Linked DNA regions of Homo sapiens: region 2 is linked to region 1. Evidence: chromatin loops called from intact Hi-C (ENCODE). Cell type or tissue: HCT116. All regions are shown on one strand. Links, peaks and the distances in the headings refer to the core of each region. The heading gives the core; the rest is flanking DNA.

Region 1 (12,774 bases), core at 6,032-8,531:
GAAAGGAGTAAAACAGCACAATTGTGCTTTTACATTCTTCATTGGAATGATTTGGAATACAATTAATTGCCTTATTTTTAACTTTTCTGCTACTGTTTATAGTGGCTATTAACTAATATTTGCTTAGTGATTAATGTTATTCAGAATTAGTATGGAAGCTGATTGGATTTACATGTTTCTAGAACTACGAGTGGATTTAACTGATTTGCCAGGAAAGAACTTAAACATATTTTAAGTTTTAATTCAATATTTATTCTAGGTGACAGATTCTTTTTAAGGACTGGCATTGAAAAGTCTGTTTATTGTGGCTTGTAATAAGACATTTCAAAATTAATGTAGGCCCTTTGAAGGGTATTTATTTCAACATTTACCTAGTAAATATTTGGATACTATCTGAGTGCCTGAAGCAAACCGTAATAGCTAAAGTCAATGTCACAGGGATTTGCTTAGTTCATCAGTTTCAATGCAAACATGTCATCCTGTAACATGATAGTATTTATTGAGAAAATTAGATACTTCACATTTGATGAATATCTTAGAAGCTAGTGGAAAGTGTTTTATAATCCGGAAAAAAGCCAAAATTATTTTACTCATTAAAATTGTTCTAATAAATTGTTTTCCTTCATTTAATTTATTCTGCTTTAAGTCATTTAAAAAGACTGTGTGCAGCCTACATGTAATATGATTATGATGTTCTGGTCGGGTCAGCTAAAAGAACAACATTTTTTCTCAATGAACAGGAGTTAATGAAGTGTGAGCAATGCATAAGCGTGAAAATGGAAGCTGTAGCAAGGGGCTGGAATGTAAGGCAAGTTTGAGGTCATGGAAATTCCCGTTTCAGGCAGACAATGTGTTGTTTAACTGAAGATAGCTTTTTTGAGAATGATGGCTGTTCATATGGATTGTTAGTAATAAGAACTTTAATGTGAGAAGGGGAATTGGCTACATATAGATAGTCAAAATGTTTTGTCTTGTAAGTCGTTGCCTCTTTGATGGAACTGTGACCACTCCCTCCTTGGACCGTGTGCTCTTGATTACAGCACTATGACTATAATGCTGGAAAAGATGAGAGGAAGCTTCATGGCTAGATGACCCTGGATACCCTCATGAAGGACACTTTCACATTTTTATGACTTCAGGAACTGACTTGATATTCCTGTGACTCGGTTACCCCAAATGCAAGGCAAGAAAGTTGAACCTGATGCTTACTAGAACCCCTTCTGTATCTTCCTATGTACTATGACTTCTAAGAAAACAAGATAGATCAGATGAGGATAATCCTATCCTCTTACCACCAATTCCTCCAATGCACTGAGCCAAAATCTGCTTCTCTTCCTCTCTCAATAGTAAATAATAATAATGATAACAATAATAATAAATCTCTATGTAAGAACAATGCAAGTTCAACATTTTTGACTAAATCCCTGGATCTGACCTATTTCCGCTAGCCTTCATAAGGACTTCATGCTTGGAACTATCCTTTTTTTCTGTTTTCCTATGTCATCAGTTTCTCCATAGCCACCACGTGATTGCCATCAGCACAGCCTTCATGCATGCATCTTAAAACAAGTAAACCACCTTTCACCTCACTTCTCCGTTACCACAACTTAAAAAGAAGAAGAAGAAAAAAAAAAAAAACTTGTCTACACTTGCTGGCTTTACCTGCTGGCTAGCTTTACCCCCAATTTTCTCCACAATCCATGCTAATTGGATTTCCATCTACACCACTGCTCTGAAATGTCACTCATAAATGTTTCCAGTTGTCTACCCCTTGCTAGAGCCAATGGTCAGTTACTGGCCATCAGCTTTCTTGGCCTGTTAGCACTATTTCACTTTCATGACCTTGCATCTTGAAACCCTTTCTTCTCCAGACATTTCTTCCCACCCTCGCTAGATTTCCTTCTATTTAACTGGACATTTTCTCTCTATTTGTTTGTTGGTTCTTTGACTGGCCCTCTGAAAGTTGGTGTCCTTCAGCATCTTGGTTGCTAAGGATATGGGTAGAATTTTAACACACAGAGATAAACATGAGGAGGACTGGGAAAAGAAGAAAAGGTAAACATGCTGTAAATCTTACAGAGAAGTTCTGTTTGGCTGGAGAGGAGGTGAAGAGGAGATTCATTTATGGGAGAAGTTTGAAACATCCCATCAAATATATAAGATTTACACTGAGACTAGAAGAAGATTTCTAGGGACTGTGAACTTTCCATTTTTTCTAGTCCTGAAATCAGTGAAATGTCAAAAGATGCTTACTCAGTGGGGTTGGTCAGTTAACTAGGCCTCATATTGAAGGTAGCAATATCCTTTTATTGGAAACCCACATCTTAGCAATGTCCCAGTAGAGAAACCAAGACTGTGTCATCATAGATTTTTTCTTCTTGGTATGGTTTATTCAGAAGACACTCTAGGGTCTGGAGCTGAGCCTATAGATATTTAATCCTTAATTACCCAAGTATTTATTGAACTTTACCATGTGAAAGGCACAGATAGGTGAGGCTCTCTTGGATTAATATACCAGAATTTTTGTTAGAATGAGCTAAGGTGCCGCCTGTGAAAATACTGACCTCACTCATATAAAACATTTTTTCTGTGGTTTTTCAGTGTACTACCAAACATGGGATGGTATCGATAGCAAACGTTTAGTTGGTTGTAATAGGATATTAAATGTGATTGTTCTCTTTTTTGTATTTGCAATTTTTTTGTAAAAGTCTTATAAATTATATATTGGTTTGAATTTCTTGTGTGCAAAAGCATCTATATGTAGAGAAGCTGAAAATTATTGCCGAAGAAGAAAACACATTATGTAGATCAACAAATAGCTGTCATTTTACCGAGAAAAATCGGTAACTCTTTTAAGTGATAAGCCTTCTCCCTCAGGAAATCGCAACTTCAGCTTTTAGGAAACAGCTCTGTCTACTCGTCCACCTTCATCCAGGAATGAACTGAGCAAGCAGTAGTTTTTCAAAGAAAACAAATCTCCTACATAGATTTACTCTATGTATTTTTGCCAGCTCCTTAGTAACTGTTCAGTTTTGATATCACTAAAGATTTAGAGTAAGCCTGATTTACCAAATCTAGCAGTTTTAAGACCCAATAACTTTTGTGGGAGACAAAGGGTGTGGGGTAACTTCCCACCAACATATGTGTGTGTCCAGGGGGCTGAGTCCACCCTCATGTGACCAGACCGCTTGGCCACTTATAGAGTGGCTGTCGAGGTTAAGGTATCTGGAATCTAGTAATATTTCAGAGGATGGGACAAGGTAGATTTCCCAGGCTTCTTTTCAGTACTTGTTACTTAGCTATTGTTTTTCATTTTAATTATTGTTGAAATTCAACCAGATTGATTTTATTTTGAAGGTCCTTTCAAATGTTTGCTAACAATGTATTCTCTTTAAATGTTTGGAGAAAATTATAAGTGATTTATAAGATTTATCTTATAAAATTTTTATAAACAATGTAATTCAGACATGAGATTATACTATCCCATTCATCTTAACCTTTCTTGATTTGAGAAAAATTATATAAACATTTTAAGCATAAATTTGACTTAAAATTAAATTAAAAAGTTGTATATTTTATTGTTATCATATGAAAAATCTAACTCATGCTATTTGTGGATGAAGCCTAATTTTTATATTTAAATTGTTATAACTATGTACATTTTTTTCTTAGGTCTTCTTTTCAAATTCATTTTTCAACTTAAATATTGAGATGCTGATGCACACAACTTGTACTTGCATGTATTATGTAAATAATGAAATGCAATATTTTATCTTTTTATTGGATTCCAGATATAGATAAATAATTTTTGTATACTTAAGAATAAAGAAAATATTCCCCCCCAGAAATACTTCATAAATAATTTTAAAACTTTTTAACGAACACTTAAGAGGAGGAGAAGAAGAATCAAAAGTATATGCTTAGTAGGTAAATGTGCCAGCACCATATGTAGAATTTTATGGCTGGAGGGGAGGTGAAGAGGAGATTCGTTTTAAATTAATATACCAGAGAGTGACACAGAATCACTAGTTATTCAAAAGCAAAACTCTAGAGAAATTGAGATAACATAGAATGGTAGCATTTATCTGAGAATTTGTCATAGGGAGATTTTGAGTGACTAATTCTTTGTTTTTATTTTGTTTGGGGTGTATGAGGGAAATACTTAGTAAAAGGGGTATGGAGGTCATGCAAGGATTTGTCTCTTTGCTTCTGTGGAAGAAACATGGAGCTCAAGTTCCTGGGTACATGAAGACTGCTTGATAATTCATATTCCTCCCACTTCTTCCTTCTCCTTTCTCTTCCTTCACTTTTTATTTAGTAAATATTTCTTGAATGCCTTGAGTCTGAAAGATGGATTAGACTCAAATCATGTCTGCAAAAGGTATGAATCTGATAGTAGAGACATCTACAAAAATACACAAATAATAGGTAAATGTAAGAATAAGGCTGGGTGTGGTGGCTCACACCTGTAATCCCAGCACTTTGGGAGGCCAAGGCAGGAGGATTACTTGAGCCCAAGAGTTTGAGACCAGGCTGGGCAACAAAACAAGACCCCATCTCTACAAAAAAAAAAAAAAGAAAGAAAATTAAAAAAGAATAAACTACATGTGAATGTAGTGGAGAGAATTATTGTCCATCCAGCGACTGTCAAAGAAAGCTTTACCCAGGAAGTGGCATTTGAGCTGGGTCTGGAAAGGTGGAAGGAGAAGGCACTCTAGGCAGAAGGAACATCATGAGCAAAAGCACAGATGAGGGGCTGTCTGACTTTTTCAGGGAGCCATGAATAGACAGGGCTAGAGCTCTGGCTTGGAGTCTGATTGTTGACGAATGACATAGTAAGAAATTTGGACTATAGATAGTAAGTCCCAAATTATTTGAAGTAGAGGGATTTCACTATCAGATTTTTTTCATAAACTTTTTTTATATTGCATTCTTTTTTCCATTTTTTTATTTCCATAGGATTTTGGGGAACAGGTGGTGTTCAGTTACATGAGTAAGTTATTTAGTGGTGATTTGTGAGATTTTGGTGCAACCATCACCTGAGCAGTATACACTGAACCCAATTTGTAGTCTTTTATCCCTTACCTACTTCCCATCCTTACCCCCTGAGTCCCTGAAGTTTATTGTGTCATCCTTATGCCTTTGCATCCTCATAGCTCAGCTCCCACTTATGAGTGAGAACATACAATGTTTTGTTTTCCATTCCTGAGTTACTTCTCTTAGAATAATAGTCACCAATCCCATACAGGTTGGTGTGAATGCCATGCATTCATTCCTTTTTATGGCTGAGTAGTATTCCATCATATATATGTATGTATATACCACATATATATATATTCCATCATATATATGTATGTATATGCCACATGTATATATCCATATTCCATCATATATATATGTGTGTATATATGTGTGTGTGTGTGTGTGTGTATATATATATATATACACACCACAGTTTCTTTATCCACTCGTTGATTGATGGACATTTAGATCTGTTCCACATTGAAATTATATCAAGTACTCTCTCAGACCACAGTGGAATAAAATTGGAAATCAATTCCAAAAGGAACCTTCAAAACCATGCAAATACATGGAAATTATATAGCACACTCCTGAATGATCATTGGGCCAACAATGAAATCAAGATGGAAATTTAAAAATTCTTCTACCTGAACGACAATAGTGACACAAGCTATGAAAATCTCTGGGATACAGCAAAGGCGGTACTAAGGGGAAAGTTCATAGCCTTAAATGTCCACATCAAAAAGTGTTTCATAAACTTTTATAAATTATAGATTATTGGAGGGGAGACTGATGAAAGACCAAATAGGAGGCTATTGCAGTAGCCCAGAATGGTTTACTTATATCTTGGTAACAGAGGCAGATATGATGACCAAATACGTGTAGGACATTTCATATAATTAAGGAAATGACAGAATAGGCCAAACAATATTTTTTTGAATCCTGTATTGACTAAGACTTTGACTAGAGAGAGTCTTCAGTTAGAAAGTAATTCTATAGGAGCAGTACTGAAAAAAAAATCTCTATGTCGTTACTGATTAACATAACACTGACTGTTGTAAAAGAGAAACTCCTAAATCTCAGTGGCTTAAAACAATAAAAGTTTATTTCTCATATAAAGTTCAAGAGGTGTTGGGTGATGGGGAGGAGTACTCTTCCTCTGACGTCTTCAACAAATGGCTTCAAAATCCTCCTGGGTATTGACACTCATCAACCAGTTGATAGACAAGGAAAGGGAGGGAGGGTAATGGATTCCATGGAAGGTTTTTATGGGCCAAGCCTGGGAATGGCATGTATCACCTGCATCCATATTCTGATGTATAACTCAGTCTTGTGGTCACATTAATGCAAAAGGACTGAACAATATTGTCTCACTTTTTGCCCAGGATGACAGGGAAACAAGTTTAGTGAACAACCAGATGGAATCTGAAATGCTGTCATTGCCTTGGGGAGACTCGGTTTTTTAATGGAGACAGTGCTCTCCTGGAGACCTTGGACATCAGTGCCTTCTGGCATAAGCAGTTTTTAGGCAGGGAGTCCTCCAATTATGGAGAGCCAGCCTACCAGAAACCAAGAGCCCAAACTCTTTACGCAACAACAGGCTTTTCCTAGAAGATGGAATTAGCTGAACAGCCCCTGCAGTCTACTGTTTGCACCTAAGGAAGCTGCTTTACATTTTGATTTTGTTGTATATCAGAAGACTGGCTGACACAAAACAAGAAGGCTTATCTTATAGCCTCTGATATGTCCTGTTACTTCCTGCTGCCAGGAAAATGCTTAAGACAGCATGTTAATTTAGGAGGGATTTTCAAAACTATACGGTATGACTCAAATTTTATATTTTTCAAATATAGACATCTTTGTTATTATAAATATGTACATTTAGACTGTTACTTCAGTGAAGCCTCAGATATACCCATTTTTGCTCTGCACTTGTCCCTGGTGACTTCCAGAGTATCTGGCATACCATTGTCTCAATAAAAATAGGCTGAATAGATAAATATATATGTGAATGCACAAAGACTGGAAATGTACATCAGATGTTATTTAAATATATTTTAAGTTACAAAATATCCCCTTGCTTAAACCTGTCGACTTCAGATTCAGAAGAGTCATACCGTGATGAGATTTACTGAGCAGCTATCAGCCTAGCCCTTCCAGCACAGCCCTATTTGTTGACTCACTCCCTAGGAAGGATCAGAAACAAAGTTACTGAAGTGTAGCCAAGAATTTAGTTATTAAGAATATTTATTCTGGCTGGGTTCAGTGACTCATGTCTATAATCCCAGCACTTTGGGAGGCCGAGGTTGGAGAATCACTTGAGCTCAGGATTTCAAGAACTGAGCAACAGGAGTTCACCCTGGGCAACATAGTAAGGCCTGTTCTCCACTAAAAATTAAAAAAAAAAAAAAGTTAGGTGTGGTGGTGTGTGCCTGTAGTCACAGTTACTTGGGAGGCTGAGGCAGGAGGATCACTTGAGCCTGGGAGGTCAAGACTACAGTGAGCTATGATTGCCCTACTATTCTCCAGCCTGGGTAACAGTGAGACCCTGTCTCAAAAAAAAAAAAAAAAAAAAAGTTTATTCTAAAATGATTTCTTAAATGTTTATTTAAATTTAAATGCTTAAATAGATATATAGTTAAGTATAAACATTCTCAAATCTAACTCATGGTGAAAAGAGCAAGGAGGCTCTTCAAATTCATTTCTCGCAGAAAGTAACAAATTGGCTGCTCTCTTTAAAGCCTCTGCCTATCTGCTCCCCATCTTTTTCTGCATATCCTGGGGTAACAGCTTATGTTCCAGAGGCAGCTCGGAAGTCTCTAATGGTCACCATACAGGCTTCACTCACTCCAAAAATAAACATTGTAATTACAACCACCACCACAGTGGGCGTGAGGAGACTTTCACACATTTATATGTCACAGAACATCAAGGGTGGAAATTGTATTGAAGCACTGTTATCTGAATCTCTAACAAAGCACACACCTGGTATTTAGTAACACATTAATCATGCAAAGGGAAGCTTTTAAACTTAAAAAATGGAAGTCTGAAAGCAACTGCAGGTATGATTTTTAAAAATAACTTTGGTAGCAAGCGGTGTCTGATGTGGTTGTCCTATTTAAAGAGAACCATTAGTACTGTCTGTAATGCAATAGCCAAACGTATTGACCAGAGCAAAAGTTTAGCAAAATGCCTTTTTCCCAAGAACATTTGCTTTTGCCTGTGGAATGCTGACAAGTAGGATGCTGTGCTCAGGCATGGAAATGATAAATACTGTCTCTTCATGTCAGATTACTGATCACATTAAATAATCCACAGCCCTTGCTATCTGCAGACTCCAGCACTAACTAACTAGAAGCAGCTTATCATTTACCAGTAGTTGTGTACACCCCATGGCACCATTTTCATAGATTATGAAGCCATTTGTAAAAAGTAGAACTCCTAAATTTAAACTAAAACATCTCAGGAGCCATTTGTTGGGGAATGTGGTTTGGGCCCAAATACACTGGCTTAATAGAAGAATAGCTTTATATAACTTCTCTGATTGATTAAAAGTCTTAATGATGAAAGCTCAGAGCTAATCTTAAACAAAATTATTCAATAGAATTTGCTCATGGCCCTCAACTACTGCCTGCTCCACATTCTTGCTCCCAATTCTGATGTTATCCCATTCTGGTATTCTGTTCCCACCAGTTCATTATGCCAGGGTCTTGCTTCCTGTTCAAGTCCTTGGTGGTGGTTAGGATATGGAGTTTGTAAATGTAAGATTGAATCAGTGGGGAATAACGTTATCTCACTGATGCAAGATACTATTATTAATTCCATTTTACAGAAGATAAAACCAAGCCACAGAGAGATTGAGTAACTTGCCCAAGGTTATGTCACTAGTTAGAAGGTAAGCTGGGATTCCAACAAAGGAAGTCTGGGTTTATTTCAAAACGCAATGCTTATACATAATAATAGTGCCAGGCTTATTATTAATCAGTAAATATTCACTGGACACCTATTAAGTCCACGACTTACAAGTGTGGATATTCTACATTTAGTGATAAAGCAGTGGGTAATGTATGGGCCACAGTTTTAGTTATTAGAGCTAGTTCTTAAGAGTGAAAAATTATTTCTTTATTCAATTTGAATTTGTTAAATGGGGATATTCTGTGCAAGGAACTTTGAGACTAGAGCATTAAATAAATGATGCTTGCATCAAGGATTGTGATGGGAGGGGATTTGTCATGTACATTAGTTTATGATATAGGACACAGAATTAGGAGATGCCAAAAGACAGGTAATTATAAGGATCCATGGATACAGGGGGAAAGATTAGGGTTGAAGCAAATAAGGAAGGGTTTGAGAGCAAAGAGATAGTATTGCAGCTTAATTTTGAAGGATGGATAGCATATGAACACAACTGATATAAAATGACTGTGATGAAGGATTAAGAAGGCTAGGGGAGAATTTTAGAGGAAAGAGTTTGATTATCTTTGATTTTGCCTGTTGAAGGGTAGAAGTAAGCTAAGGTTGGAAAAGTAAGTTAGCATATCATGGAGGACCTCGAGGAGAAAGAAAATCCAACTACCATGTATTAAGTACCTAATATATGCCAGGCATTTTATATACTTTTCTCATGTAATTCTCACAACCACAAATAGTAGTTGTGTTTTGTGTTCTACCAAGAAAAGAAACAAAAGCCTGGACAGACTGAGGAACTTTCTCAAAGTCATTTAGTAATCCACTAGGATTTGAATTCATGCTTGTGTGGATCCTAGCATCTGTTCTTTCCATTTCATCATGACCTCTTTCTTTTGAAGGCAATAAGAAACCCTTAAAGACTTCTTAGGACAGTACATGGTATCTGGCACCAGTTTGCCTGAGTTAGAAGGAGGCAAGGCTAAGGGATATGAGTGTCCTTAGCAGGAAACTGGCAGGTGAATGAAGAGTAAGAAATCATCTTCAGGACATGGCAGAAATGAACTCTAAAAGGTTTAGTACTATTTAGATTTTGTAGTATAGTAGGATGTATTGATAAACACAAACAGGGTAACCTGTTTTTAACTCTGAAGTTTGTGGTTGAACCTGCTTTCCTGTCATCTAGCTGCCAGTCTTTGTAATTCTGGACCCTTCCTTGAGCCATTTTTATCACTTTCACCTTCATATGAGGGTTTGCATTAAAAACAGAACCATATTGCACTAAATAAAATCCACCCATAGCTCCTGGCATCAACCTTTCAATGGAATGTGTGTTTTAATGGTTGTCAGTTTTCCCTCCATTGGGATTCCTATGGCGTTAATTCCCAAACACAGAACGGTATTTAAATGCTCTCCTAAGGTCCAGAGGAAAAAAAGTGAAGGAGCTATTCTCAGGCACTTGTGGGGCAAGTAAGGAGGATGAAGAGTGGAGGAAGAAGGTGTTTTAGTTTTGTTTTTAATTCCAGTTCAATCTTACTTTGTATATTCCTCTATAGTCAGAAACAATGGAATGTCCTAGAGCCCTTTAGTGAAGAATGAAGCAAGATAAGAAATTAGTAAATGAGTATAGTGTACACTATCTGGGTGATGGAATAGCCTGGAAGCCCTGACTTCACCACTAAGCAATCTACACATAACAAAATTGTACATGTGCCCCATAAATTTGTACAAATAAGAAAATAAAAAATAAATAAAGCAGGTGCTTAGTGTTCCATAAAGGTCATCAAAATAAAACAAACCATGTAGCATGGTTCCTGCCATTTCTATACTCCCCTTCCCTATATTTTTAGCATGTTAGTACATGGGTTTTGATTTACAATCAATTTTTTATTCTCAGAAGTTCTTTTAAGCATCTTTATCCATTTATGAGACAGTGGAACAAAATAGCACCAAATTATAGTTTGATGTGAAATCTTTGGTTTTCCCTTGGAGATACACTTCATTCGAGTAAGTAGAGATCATAGGCTAAATTAGGCCATTGTGACTAAGATACAGTGCATCATCCAATTCTATAAAAACAGAGTGCTTGACTGAAAGCAATGATAGCTATTAAAAAATATAAAATTGGAATTAGAAGAATTGAGAGGAAACCACTTCCAGGAGTCACTGACTATTTAAAATATCCAGGAAATTTTTCTCTTAAGTCTGGCTTGGCATTCATGATTCTTCTAATTCCCAGAAAATTAATATGTGAACTTGAACGGATTTTGTGATCACTTGTAACCTCCAGAAAATTGGCGGACTTGGATGCTGAATGCATTGTAAGCTTCCTTACAGATCTCCAGCCTAGTTTTAAAATAGATGCTTTGCATTAGGATTTAGCCAAATACTTCGTTAATAGTGGCAAATGTTGTATTTTTCTGTGACTACTATTTTTTTTTCCTTAACATCCAGGCATTTTAGGAACCTCCAAAGCAGTGAATTTCAACAAATTGGGTGCTTCATCTGCTTCAGGACAAACACTTTCAGCTATTTGTTACAAAACCTGGGTATTTTTCAGGCATTGGATTAGTCTTAAGAAAAATGTTTTCATCAAAATGTTCTAAATTCTTACATTAAGTGTCTTAGATAAAGCCATTTTTAGAAGAAAATTCTTGATGTTGGCAAAAGGTAGATACCTGGAAAAATTTCCTGTCTTTTCTCCTTAAACTGGAACTATACCAATTAGAGTTTCCCAGCGTAACACACTTCATTCATATGGTACCATGTGACTTTAAAAAATCTCAGATGACGAGAAGGAATCTTCATTTTCCAAGCTTGAAAAACAAGAAGTTAGTCAGACTTGTGAACAAGAAGACACTGTGGAGAGTGGTTAGGGCTCTTGCAGGATACTAAAAAATGATCAAGAATTATGTTTGGTTTTGTCCCCTAGCCATCATGCAGTGTTTCTTTCATATCCTAAAGATGCTACCAGGATGAGGAGGCCAGCATTCGTGGGAATTGGTGGCAAGTGTTGGAGGGGTGGGTGGCAGAGGCAGTGAAGGTGAGTGATGCTGGCGTTGGAGGAAAGCAGTGAAGTAAGGATAATGACAAATAGGAAAATGTCACTTTTTCCAATTCTGGTAGTTCAGAGCTTTCTCATTCTCTTAGTCTTTGCTTCTTTCACCATGACACTATGGCTGGAGCCCAGGAAGGAAAAGGATCCCCATGACTAAAACCAGTGACCTTTCCAATTTTCCATCCTCCAGTGTTGTATGACAATGCTGTGCTTTTGATACCTCTCGGTGCAGCTGTGCTGGGAGTCTCTTACTCATGAGACTATCTTCCTGGAATACAGTTGCCAAACACATACTGACCCACCTACTGTCTGCATCAGCTATTAAAACACAGACCTGCTACTCAAGAAACTCACCATCAGTAGGGGAGACAGACATGAAGACAGATAATTATACTATTATGGCACAGGTTGGGGGAAGTAGGAGAATCCTCACAAGGCTATGGGAGTGTAGGGTAGGAAGCTACTGCAGCCTCACCAACTGCCATGAAGCAGGGACTGCCTGTCTGAGTCTGCATCCTCTGTGTAGTCCAGCCTTTGTCTAAAGGAAGTCCTGGGTATCAGAAAATGATCGAGAAAGGGGATCAGCAAAGCAGAGATTTAACAACTGAATGTACAATGTTGGTAGCTAATAAGAATGCCCTCCTTCCCCAATCCACTAAGCTGAAAGGATAGCAGGGAAAGAAGGAAGCCATTGTGTTTCACTGTAAAGTCTCCTCAGCAAAAATCAGTTGTTTTCTCGCTGAACTAAATCTGGCTTTTGTTTAGTGAGTTTCCTTTGTGTGTGTGCC
Region 2 (12,774 bases), core at 4,615-7,114, 60 kb after region 1:
TCCTCTAGTGCCTCATGGGAGTGTTTCCAAATAAAAAAGAACAAAAGCTGCTTATATTATTTCATAATAAAACCACATGTTTTTCTGGGTAGAAAGAGTAGAGATGGCAACTCTCAGATGGAAGGCTATATTCATTTTAATGACTTGGCTAAAATTTCTCTCTGGCTTAAAATTGGGTTTGCTGTGGAGTCTTCAAAATATGAAACGTTTTAAATGAACAGAAAGTGAGTCTTCCAGAAATGTGAAATGTGGAAGTGTAGTACCTTATTGGGATGCCCTACCAACGGAACTGCTGGAGTGTGAGTATGCAGGTTGATTCCATAACACTCAGCATTCAGGGCCAGGTGGAGAACTGGTTGGAAGGAGTAGGGTATACTGCCACGCATTGCTCAGTAAGATTGATCTAATCCAGCTCTCTCGTAGACCATCCTATGCTACTCGAACAAACTAACAACATAGACTTTCTCCTCTCTCAGATGGAGATGTTTCTGGAAGGAAATTTTTAGAGCTACAAATCACTCAGTTGCTTTACAAGTTTCATGTTCTCCCCAAAATAAAACCTAATATGTGCTTAACTTTCAAACCCCACCCCACTTTGGCATCAGACTACCATGTTAGTATTCTTTGCTCTTTCAAACCCCACTCCCAACACTTGTACTCCTAGAAAACTAACTCTCAAATATAGATGACGCTTTTCCTCTGTGTCTTACTCATGGTGAAATGCCCTTCCCAGCACCTCTGCCTGTTGAAATCTCATCTATCCATCAAGGTCTGTTACAGATGCCATATTTGTAGTAAGATCCCCATGAAGACTTTTCAGATCCATCTATTCAGAAGTTCTTTCTCCTACTTTGAATACTTATAGAATTTCTTTTTACTTCTCTTAAGGGCCCTTACTTAACCCTAAATTATAGGTATTTGCCTGATTTCCCACCCCACCCCCCAGATTCACTACTAAAACACAGGAATTATCTCAGATTTCTCCCCACTGTTCCCACCTACCCAATGGCCAGTACAGGCCCCTCATTAAATGTTGCTCGGGTGGAATGGAAAGATGAAGTAAAGCAGCCTGAGCTTTAGAACCTCTAGAAATAGAAAGCTCATAGTCCTCTCTGCAGACAAAGCAGGACTCCATATGTGGAAGTGCATAGTGGCAGTCTTTTCTTAGCACAGACCAAACATGCAGCTGCTACACTCTGCCACACTATAACATTTCAAGGGGAAGGGAGCCAATGTAAACCCACAGTATATACAAAATTGGAATCAGAAACCCTCAGTTTTTTTAACCACCGAATATAATTTCACAGTCTATTTGATATAATTTTTCTAGGCTGTGGTTCAATTCAAGCCAGTCTCTTCATTTAAACACAATCCTATAGTTATCTTCTATACTTACTAGCAGTCACTTTGCAACTTTAATTTGCGTTATTCTGGGTGGCATGGAGAAACTGATGTCTGCCACCGACTTTTGGAGAGATACATTTTGGGTCTGACATTTTTATATGCACTGATTAAAAATGGTAGACTCTTAATTTCCCTGCTGAAGAAGGAAGATTGTCCACTTAGTCTCAGGCACAGCGAACTATACTAAAAAATTATTAACTTTGGAATTAAAAGACCAGGTTTCAGCTCTTCTGTCAGAACCCACGTGACCCTGAGAAGAACACTTTTCACTCTATACTTATCTTATTCATGTAAGTATATTAGGGAAGCAGATGTCACAGCAGATGAAGAGCTATTTCAATATCTGCATTCGGGATTCTGGGATCACTTAGGTCATTATTTTATAATTAAAGTCATTCATCAACGTTACTGAAGTTTACTATATATATATATATATATATGTGTGTCAACAAATAGAGTCTCAGGCAGCTGATTAGTTTTTTGAGCCAGTCTGAAGCAGACTAGAAGGTTTTTGGCCGAAAGAGTTTGAAAAATGTGAAATACAGTGTCCCATTTACACAGATTAACTGTTACAGTAGTACATAAAAAAAAAAAAATCTGAACGCTGTATCCTAAAGAAATGTGTTTAACTCTTACTACAGTTCATCATACCCTTTGTTAATTATAAAAGCATTTTTATAAGTCTTATGAACATCTAGGGCAATACATTTCTTAGCAAGGTAAGGGCTGACAAACATCAAAATAAACATTTTTTTTTCTGTCCTTCTTGGTTGCTCTAACTTATTTATAATAATAGATTGCTCCTTCATTTAGGAAACTCTTCTCTCTGGCTTTCTGTCTGGGAAAAGACCTCAAGTATGTCTCAAGTGAAGACTTTGCTCGATATTTGGTTGATCAGATCTCTTGTCAAGATGCTTGACTTCTAGGAAGATGTACTTATTTGGATGCCTTTTCATTATATCAAACACAAACTAGCTCAAAGTGAAATGAAAAATTTCTCCAACCCACAACCAAAATTTGTAGCCACCTAAAAAATACTATTTCCATTGCTATTACCACCATATTCCAAGTTAACTAGTTTTGAAATTTTAAGCATGCCTTTAGCTTTGCATTTCCCTTTGACCAACTTACTTCTCTGTTATATGAGAAAGAGAAGTACAAGGGTTTCCCCAAAATTTTGCCTCTTCTCCAGTATCCCTTTACTCCCACTTAGTCCTACAACAACCAGGCTAATGTTTCCACAACTAAAAGGATATTATAAAGTTTATCATAGGCCTCCAGTCTTACACTCTCCTCCCTGCCAATGAGGAAGTTCTCCCTGCCAATAAGTGAAATTTTACCTCACGTATTTTAGTTTTTACTTTTCACAGCCCTTTTTGGAATAAGAGAGATATATTTTTATGACTACATTCACAAACATGCACATATAGATAATGCATAGATATATCTATCTGTTTCCCCTTTTCCGGGAATAAAAAGCAAAACAACTCACCTTAGTATCAAAGATCCCCATAATCCAGTCCTGTTCCACCTTGTTTCCCATTACTCTGGAATCGAAACCTTCCACATGAGCCACGTTATCCAAAACACTATCTTATAAATAGATCTGAGACATTTCTGCTGTAACATTACTATTCTGCAGCTGGGACATCCACATGTTTTCTGTTTTTCAAGACCCTCAGTCCTACTTTCTCAGTGAGTCCTTTCCTGAACCTTCCAGGTTACTGTGATTTCACATTTCTCCTAATTTTTACAGCATTATATTGCCTGCCACCCACCCACTCTGCCCTAAAAGCTTGTAAATTCCCAGTTCTTGATATCAATAGTCTGTGTATGTCTTCTTGTCCTAACTGGGCTATATTTACTAAAAGATTAGGATCCTGTCACATTTATTTTGTATCCTCAGACACTTGTCATCTATCACAGTTCTATGACTGAAGTGACCAGCAAACCTGTTACATAAACAAGACATGCACAAACTCACCTCTACTTTGAAATAGTGGTGACTAAAATCCCAAGTGTCTATTTGTGAATGTTTGTTTTAATCGAAGAGGTAGCTTCTAATTATACTTCTGCTGCTAATATTCTAGGCAGGTTCTTTATCCACCTGTAAAATGAAACAGTGGGACTATATGATATAAATAGTCTATCCAGCCCTAGTCTTCTATAGACTTAATTGCAATTAGTATTTATAAGATCAATGCAAGTGCCACAAAAATAACAGGACTGATGCTACTCGATATGTTTAGTCAGTAAGTAGATCTCTCCCAAACTTTAGCTTTCTCTAGAATTTACATGGACTAGAACTTTCTTTCTAATATAGTCTCTTGGCTGAGGTACAAAGAAAATGTTTGAGTTTATATTTAACCTGGATATATGGTAGGGATATTTCATATACTGTACAGCCTGAAGGTTATTGCTGTGGCTGGATACTTATAAAAGTGCAGGTGTGATGCCAGAGGAATGTATGAAACATTGAAATGAAAGAACTCTATCATGAAAACCATCTCTTTAGTAAGAGCATGTGGCCTGTCAGGTTAGGAGTACCCATTAGTGAGCTTGATGGGTGACATACCTGCAGAGACCTTAGTCTCCTCTTAAAGATTCCTCCAGGAGGGGTCTTTGGAATAAAATTCCCCTTGGCTTGCAGCCACGATGCATTCCTTTGCATGAGCTGAAATGAGTGTTTGGAAATAACTTTTGAAGTAAATCTTCCCACTCCTATAAAAGCAAGAGTTTATATTTCACAGAAGAACGTGGCGTATTTATACCAAAAAGGTACAAGTGGAAAGGCTTTTGATTTACTTGTTTGCTTTTCTTGCATTGCTCACAGTAAAGCGATTTGAGTGGAATGTTAAGTTTGTTTCATAAACACAAAATGGAAGGGAGACCAAGCATGTTGGAAATTATAATGACAGAATTTATTTGTACATTCACTAAACCCTAAAAGCCTCCTCAAATAATCAAATTTGCCAAGCTATTTTCAGTGTTATCCTAGCATTGTTACAATTTAAAACAGGCCAGGGCCCAAATGATTACTTCTTCTCCCTGATCTATATGCCCCCATGCAGTCTACTCAGGAAACATGTGGACTTACAGGAGAAACACTAAATAAACCCATACTTTGATTCCCAGTGCTTGTGACAAGCATTTGATGTCTGAGGCTTTGTCATTTCACAAAACAATGTTGCAGACACAGCAACAAACTTTTGAAATTTTTTTTCATATTCTCAAGATCAGAAAAATCATTCCCAGGCTTGCATTAAGCTATTTCACTGCTGATTTTCAAAAAGCTATCTTAGAAACAGAAATCCATAGTTAATTGCCATTTTGCTATCATAATTGACAAATTCAAATGATTTGTGACATATGATTTTTGACAAATGATTTGTGACAAGTGATTTGTGACAAATTCAAATGATTGTGACATACAGTTTGAGGAAAAAATGTGATCTGGCTGCTATTGGTTGTAGAGACATAACTGTGGTAGTGAACAATTAGGAAGCTGACTTTTAGCTGTAGTAAATTGATGGCCAGCTAAAATTTTTTTTTTAATTGAGTCACTCGGGAAAGACAACGTTTTTCCCCCTTTATTATAATGAAAACCAGGCAAAATATGAGTCAAGTGTTATCACAACAAAATTTGTTTTTGTATCCTAAAGTTCATTAAGGGGAACTCTGTCCCTGGACAAGTTTTGACTTGGTGCTATAAATTATTGTTCGTGGCCAGGCGCGGTGGCTCACACCTGTAATCCCAGCACTTTGGGAGGCCGAGGCGGGCGGATCACAAGGTCAGGAGATCGAGACCATCCCGGCTAAGACGGTGAAACCCCGTCTCTACTAAAAATACAAAAAATTAGCCGGGCGTGGAGGCGGGCGCCTGTAGTCCCAGCTACTCGGGAGGCTGAGGCAGGAGAATGGCGTGAACCCGGGAGGCGGAGCTTGCAGTGAGCCGAGATCCCGCCACTGCACTCCAGCCTGGGCGACAGAGCGAGACTCCGTCTCGAAATAAATAAACAAATAAATTATCGTTTGTATCATAACGTACCCTTGTCAATAATTACCAGCCACTTTCTGCGCTGGTCCTGAAGTAGAGGTAAGGGCTCATCTAGCTTTTTGAAGCTGTCCTCTTGGGCAGACAAACTCAATAAATGGCCATTTTTATTTCTCTTATTTTTATTACTAATATTATAAAATGCTTTGCCAACTATATAAAACATACAACCTATATGACAAATGCAATTTTTATTATTGGCAACCTCACAAGTTAGATTGTGCTCACCAATACAGAGGTCATGTATAAGAGGAGTAGAGTTCTGTACTCACATAGAGAAACATTGGATTTCTATTTATTTATTTTTCAAAATCTGACATGAACTAGATTCTTGAGATGTTAAAGTAATGACTACTACCATAGTCATGGGATGCTGGCAAAGCTAAGGTATGAAATTAATGACAACTACCTTCAGAATAAACTTTGAAAAGGATTAAAGCAGATTCCAAAAACAGTAGCAGGAAACAAATGTCAGCAAGGTCTTGGCCCACACTGCTTTTCGGTAACCATTAGTCATCATCTGACACCTCAAGGGAGAGTGCTGGACAAACACTGCAGAGGTTAAGATCCCTGCCCAGTTATTCAGTCTTACCCTGTCCTAGCATTTAGAACCAAAAACAACAGTAACATACCAATAGACCATGCACACTAACTTCATTCGACCCGAGGCAGAGACGACTTGTCTACCTTCCATCACTAAGATAATGTGCTCTCCTTCTTACCCAGCAGCCATTCAAATTTTGGCTGTTCCCTTGGTAGGAAGTTAGACAATACACAGATGACTTGAGCGATTTTGTCTAATTCAAAGCACACACTTATTTCTGGCTAATACTTAGATAGTTTTTTTTTTTTTTTTAACATCAAGGGCATTTCATTTTTAATAGTCTCTAATCGGAAATAGTATGTTTAAAAGTTCTGTGTCTTCACTTTAATGTTTTCCTTACCCAGAAAGATGGTTTCTATTTAGATAAGAAATCTTCTAGAAAGCTGATGGAATCTGTTGTTTCACGGAGCTCCTAAGAGTATCCTCATTTGGCCATGGCTATTCACCATTAGTGTTTAACACTAAAATGTAAACATCAAGACTAAAACTTCACTAGAGTGTTTAAAAAAGCAGGAGTCTATTAATCAGAATCAGGACCATAAGTAATTGAGGGAAAGAGCATAAGCAGTTTGGCAAAAGAAAGCACTTTAAGAAAGCATGTTCATTCTTCCTTTCCAACTTACTCCACAGAGGAAATATTACTCTTCAGAAACGTCATTTCCATTTAATCCTTACCAAATTGCATTTTGAAAACGATAAATAGTTACTTATACCTATGACTGTATTTTAGAGTGACATTCCATAAATGCAAAGATAAGTTCATTTTCTACATTAGCATGGCCACCTAACTTGTGAATTAACATGTGTTCTTCAAAGCTAGAAATTTTAAAATGTTCTGCCTTGAGATGTAGAAAAGGAATATATTGTATAAAAATCTCCCTTACTATGGGAGTATATATTTTAAATAGGTTGTACCTTTTGTATGTCCCTGAGTTTCCTTGCTAAGGCAACTATTTGTATAGTTAGATTTTTGAAATGGAAACAAAAACACTCAAAGAAAAAAGTGAAATATGCCAGCTTTAGTTTGACACATTAGAAACCCAACATAATGCCGGGCACGGTGGCTCACGCCTGTAATCCCAGCACTTTGGTAGGCCAAGGTGGGCGGATCACGAGATCAGGAGTTCAAGACTGGCTTGGCCAACACGGTGAAACTCCATCTCTACTAAAAATACAAAAATTAGCCGGGTGTGTTGGCGCGTGCCTGTAATCCCAGCTGCTTGGGAGGCTGAGGCAGGAGAATTGCTCGAACCCAGGAGGCAGAGATTGCAGTGAGCTGAGACCATGCCATTGCACTCCAGCCTGGCAACAGAGCGAGATTCCAACTCAAAAAAAAAAAAAGAAAAGAAAAAAGAAAGAAAGAAACCCAACATAATATAATATAGTTACTGTAAATGACAGTGAATGCAATTCTGAGCTTCCCAGTAGTCAAGGCAAAAGGTGCAACAGAATATATTAGGTAGTTCTCTATGGATGTTAAAATTAATTTTATAAATTTGTCAGGAGATATAAACTGTTTTTTCTTATAACTGAATTGTGAAAATTTCAAATATGGATCTTTTTACAAGTTATATTAATGTATTAACATCATCAGTAACTGTGAAATAAAATGCAAAGTTATTTGCTATATGGCTATTATTTTACTCCAAAAATCTGACTCTGCTATATAGAAATGTTTAGGAATGTCCTAAAATAAGATTAAATTCTCATTCATAAGCCCATACTTTACATTTAAATACTGTAATTTACAGGATTTCGTTTAATTCAGTAGGTTGAACAAACTGCTTCCAAATTTTATTTCAAAATTTGATGTTTTGTAAATTTTAAGAATATTCTTTTAATATATTATTCATATTGTAAGAAATGTATTTATTTATTTGGTTCTATGAAGAAAAATTAACTCAAGTTGGCAAAAATTCGAGTAAATTTGGAGACTTTTTAGCAAGTAATGAAATGTCTACAAATGTGCCTTGTGACATGTGTATGTATATGAGTGTATACACACACACATCTTACAGGTTCATCAAAGGATGAATTTGGTTGTTTAGTGTGATATACATGCTGTAATTTGATGACTTCCTTTCTCTCTAGCTGTTGTGCTTATGCTGCTAGCTAGAGCTTAGAACTTGCGCTGTGGCTTAGAAACAGGATGTCTTCAGTGTCAGCTTACATGCTTGTCACTTGGGAGTTAAAAATCTCTAAAGTTACTATATTGTGAAATTTAAGTAAAAAAACGAAGGCAAAAACCATAGCACTTCATTAAAATGTAATGGATAAATTCCCAAAGTTAGGGTGACGAAAGTAGAAAAAGAATTCATTCATTTATTGAAAATGTTGATGTTTGAGAATAATGGAAATTACTTATTTTACGCTTGATGTTTTACTCTGTACAAAAAACCTTCAAAAGAGTAAAAAGTGCTGCCAAATATTCTATTTGAGAAGTACATAGTGGTATTTCCATGTTTTAATGTGCTTTAGAATTATTAGCCCCTTTTCTTTGTTGCACGTGCCTTACAAGTTGTTCTTAATTTCGTATTCAAAATATTTGAGCTACATATCCTAATTCAGAAAATAGGGAACTTACATATTTTCCACACAAAATCTTTGGAAATTTTAGAAGCGTTTCCTTTTGTGTTACGTGTTTGCCTTCTGAATTGAGAAACATTGTTAGAGCAAGGATGGGCAAAATAGACGAAGAGAAAGGAATCGAGGCAGGAAATGGAAGGAAAGTAAAACAGGCAACTGACTTACGCTGTGCTGCATTATTTTGCAAAGTAAAAGCATCATCTCTGACTGATTACTGCAGTGCTCTTCTGCCCTCTAGGAAGATCTGTTTTCCACAAAGAAGTTTGAATTATCATTTTAAAATGTGTATCAGATCTGATTATATCCCTCCTTAACATTTTTTACTGTTTCCTTGTGCACTTAGAATGACATTTAAACTCTACCATAGCCTATACAAATGATCCGTCCTTCTCTAACTTCTAAAATCTCCCTCCTTGATCTCTGCTCTGCTTTGAAAACACATCAAGCCTTTTTCCACTTCAGGCACCTTTCACTTGACTTTCTTTGGCCTGGAATGCCCTTCCTCTTGTTCGGTTCATGCCTGGCTTCTCAACTTTTAGGTCTCAGCTCAAAAATTACATTGAAGAGAAATCTTTGATGAATGAATCTAAAGGAGTTCTCCTTCCAGCCCAGTCCCAGTCAGTGCTCACAACTTTGTTCATTATTTCTTCATAGCACTTAATACAATCTGAAATTACTTTCCTTACTTATTTATTTACTTGGGATTTGTCCCCTTCTATGAGAATGTCAACATTTGTTATAGAAAGGAGGGCCTTTGTCTGTCTTGACCACGTAGGTATTCTGTTTAGTGTCTGATACAGAGTTGGTGCAAAATAAATATTTGCTGAATAAGTAAATGGGTGAACTAATGAACTGGGGCATGACTGGAGAATTGGACCTATGTGTGTGTTCTTGAATAGGCGGGTGGTAAGTTTTAAAACTTAGAGAAGTTCAGTTTCTCTGGAAAGAGTTGGTATAATGGCAGAGAGGAAGAAGTGATGCCAGGAAAAACAGAGCCAAATCCCAGAGTTCTTGAATGTCATGATGTGGAGTGTCTGAAATCTGTTTTCTAGTCAATGGATGACTACTGGAGATTTTTGAATAGTCAATGTGTGCTTTAGCAATCCGTCCTTTATTACTAGCTATGGAAAACTCTTTCTGTGTCAGAGGAACCTCATTCACTCACAGGTTCAAGGACAGTGTAACTTCTGAACGTCAGCAGGCTGTTGATTTAGTCAATGTTCATTTCTTTGTCCATACAGTATGACTACCACGTAGTCATGCTTCTGGGCTGGCAAGAGAAAATGTTTGCCTTAGTTCTTCACAGCTTGAGAGGAAATGGCCCTAAGCTTCTTGAAGGCATTTTTACCAGTATTTCTGACATCTCAGTGGCCTCCCCTAAACGTCAATACCATCTTCATGTCAGATTATTCCCCTTTTCTCCATTGTTCTTTATTTCACAGTTTATTTTTCTAATGCATAGAGTTACCCCCATATTAGACTTACTCGCTCCTGTGGTTTGTTTTAATTAGGTCTTAAAGGAAGTCCAGTTTGGAGCCTTTAACTGTAGTGTGCTGTTGGTTTGTTTCATTGGAGGAGTGGGTAGGTCCTTCCTTAGCTGAAACCTAGTACTGACTATGCCTTGTAATAACCTCCATCCAATCATATGACATTATATGTAGCATGCACATGTTTATGTGGACTTTTCTTACCACTTTGGATGTGTGTATTTATACAATGGAAGACAGAGGTATCAAGCTTCCAGTTAAAACAGTGGTTTATTTTATAGACCCTGGCAGCAAATTCTAGTTTCCTAAACTGGTTCACAATAATTTAAAAGCCAGGGCCAGTTCATGAAGTTTTATGGTTCAGCCTTTAGTCATGGAATCTTTTTTTATAGATTGTAGTATCTTCAATTCTGGACTATAAAGGAGGAAAGCACCAAATAAGCAAAACGTCAAATTTGAGAAAAGGACCCAGTTTGTTGACATTGACTGTTTTCAAGAGCTACGGAATCACATTCATCGTGATAACCACATTGGAAGCTCTCAGTATGAATGATGATTTCAGAGAAGTTTTTATTAAATGTACAAACTTTTAGTACCTTATAGGAGGGGTCCCCAACCCCTGGGCCATGGATCAGTACAGTCCTGTTAGGAGCGGGGCTGCACAGCAGAAGGTGAACCTTACCACCTGAGCTCTGTCTCCTGTCAGATCAGTGGAGGTCTTAGGTTCTCATAGGAGTGCCAACCCTCTGGTGAAGTGTGCAAGTGAGGGATCTAGGTTGTGTGCTCCTTATGAGAATCTTGCGTGATGATCTTAGGTGGAACAGTTTAATTCTGAAACTATCCCTGCAACCCATCCATGGAAAAATTGTCTTCCATGAAACTGGACCCTGGTGCCAAAAAGACTGGGGACCACTGCCTTATAATTCATGAAGCATATTCACATGTAATATACCTTTGAACTTATTACAAGTTACTTCTTACAAGTTTTTTTCTCTTTTCTAAGACATAGCATAGATATACTCTGTATGTAAATAGGTAGAAAATAAAAAGATTAATATACCATATGATCCATGTCCACAGAAAGCTCTAATGGGAGAAGCAGATATACTGATGCATATATAAGGTACAGAATGGTAAGTACCAGTAAAGGAACAGGTTGAGAGTATATTGTGGTACCCAACTATGGCTACAGGAATGGGAAAGGGTCTCTTAGAGAAGGCAGGATTTAAGCTTGGCCTTATAGGACATGACATATTTCAGTAAGAAAAGACAGAGGGACAAAGATTCTCTAAGTCAGTGGAATATCCTGAGCCAAAGCATAAAGTAGGAAAATTAAGAACATAAATATTTATTTGTGTTCCATTAACTTTAACGTCTAGTGCTGTAGAATCAGAGTATGTCAGTACTAATCTGTTGTACTCATAGCTTGTAGACTGGCTATTGCCCAGAGAAAATTTTCACCAACCAGAAGCACCTACTCTATCCTCTTATATTATGTGTTCATGGGAGCTATAAACTCTACTCTTCATTAATGGGAGCAGATTCACCTCCTTGAAACAGATCATTTATATATTGTATGCTATTATTTATCTTTTTCTAGTGCTCTAGTGACTGCTGAACACATTCATATGTATTTCACAGTTGAATCCTTCCAAAATCCTCCACAGTAAATGATGGTGTATAGTTCTTTTGAGCATTTTTTCTTTAGGGAAAATTAAAGCACCAGTGTTTAAACAACTTTTTCCAGGTTCACTTGGCCAATAAATGCAAACCACACATAATTTTGAACCCATTCTTTATACCTATATAGTTATTACTATGTAGATGCATACAATTCATATTTATCTGTATTGATATGTAAGAGATTGAGAAGATTAAAGTTGAGAAAGATGAAATCCAAAATTAGTGATTTTGACAGTCAAAATAATTCTGAGTGCACAGAATTGAGGACAAAGGTAAAAGTGGCAGGAAGAGCTCATTTCAGGCAAGATTTAATGGAAGGAAAGACAGTAGCTAAAAATGTGCAATTACATTTGAAAAGGGAAAGCTTTACTATTATGGGATGTTAGGTCTTAAAACAGGGCAGTTTATGTTTTTGTGTTAAGAGTTGATTATATTTCACAAGACTGCAGGGACTGGGCACTTGTGAGTCTACTACTTCTAGTTTTTAATAATTGAGTGGCAAAATGGTCAAAAGCAGATACAGTTGAATCTTACATGCCATTCTGTGATTTTATATTGTTCAGCAACAATTAGTTTTCATTTCTTCACACTAAAATGGATTGAGCATATTTTAGATTCCACCATGAAAACGATAACTAATGTGAATTTTTATTTTTCTGATGTGAGGTAAATGGATCTCTCTATTGAAATTCTCCATGACTAAAGCATATGTAAATATGTGAAGTGGGCGGATCACAAGGTCAGGAGATCGAGACCATCCTGGCCAACATGGTGAAACCCCATCTCTACTAAAAATACAAAAATTAGCCGGGCATGGTGGTGTGTGCCCATAGTCCCAGCTACTTCGGAGGCTGAGGCAGGAGAATCGCTTGAACCCTGGAGGCAGAGATTGCAGTGAGCCAAGATCGCGCCATTGCACTCCAGCCTGGCAACAGAGCAAGACTCCGTCTCAAAAA

Evidence for each region. Hi-C counts contacts between places; a loop is a spot of excess contacts. Peaks named below come from ENCODE experiments on the same cell type or tissue, not always from the same donor. Only the 100,000 strongest peaks of a DNase experiment are listed, where the experiment ranks them.
Region 2: a loop joins it to region 1, with 3 times the contacts of the local background. A loop is called at or near these places in 4 of 110 quality-filtered maps.

What each region holds. Positions count from the first base shown.
Region 1 is chr3:190,058,815-190,071,588 of GRCh38, reverse strand. All of the region lies in intron 1 of P3H2 (prolyl 3-hydroxylase 2), which reads left to right. Among named protein-coding and RNA genes, the nearest start is that of P3H2, 56 kb to the left of the region's middle. RefSeq lists a silencer at 7,055-7,349. In HCT116, for the core only: no CTCF peak of the experiment used is centred there; a DNase peak (open chromatin) is centred at 7,248.
Region 2 is chr3:189,997,036-190,009,809 of GRCh38, reverse strand. The region is part of intron 1 of P3H2 (prolyl 3-hydroxylase 2); the gene reads left to right. Among named protein-coding and RNA genes, the nearest start is that of P3H2, 120 kb to the left of the region's middle. In HCT116, for the core only: no CTCF peak of the experiment used is centred there; a DNase peak (open chromatin) is centred at 5,959.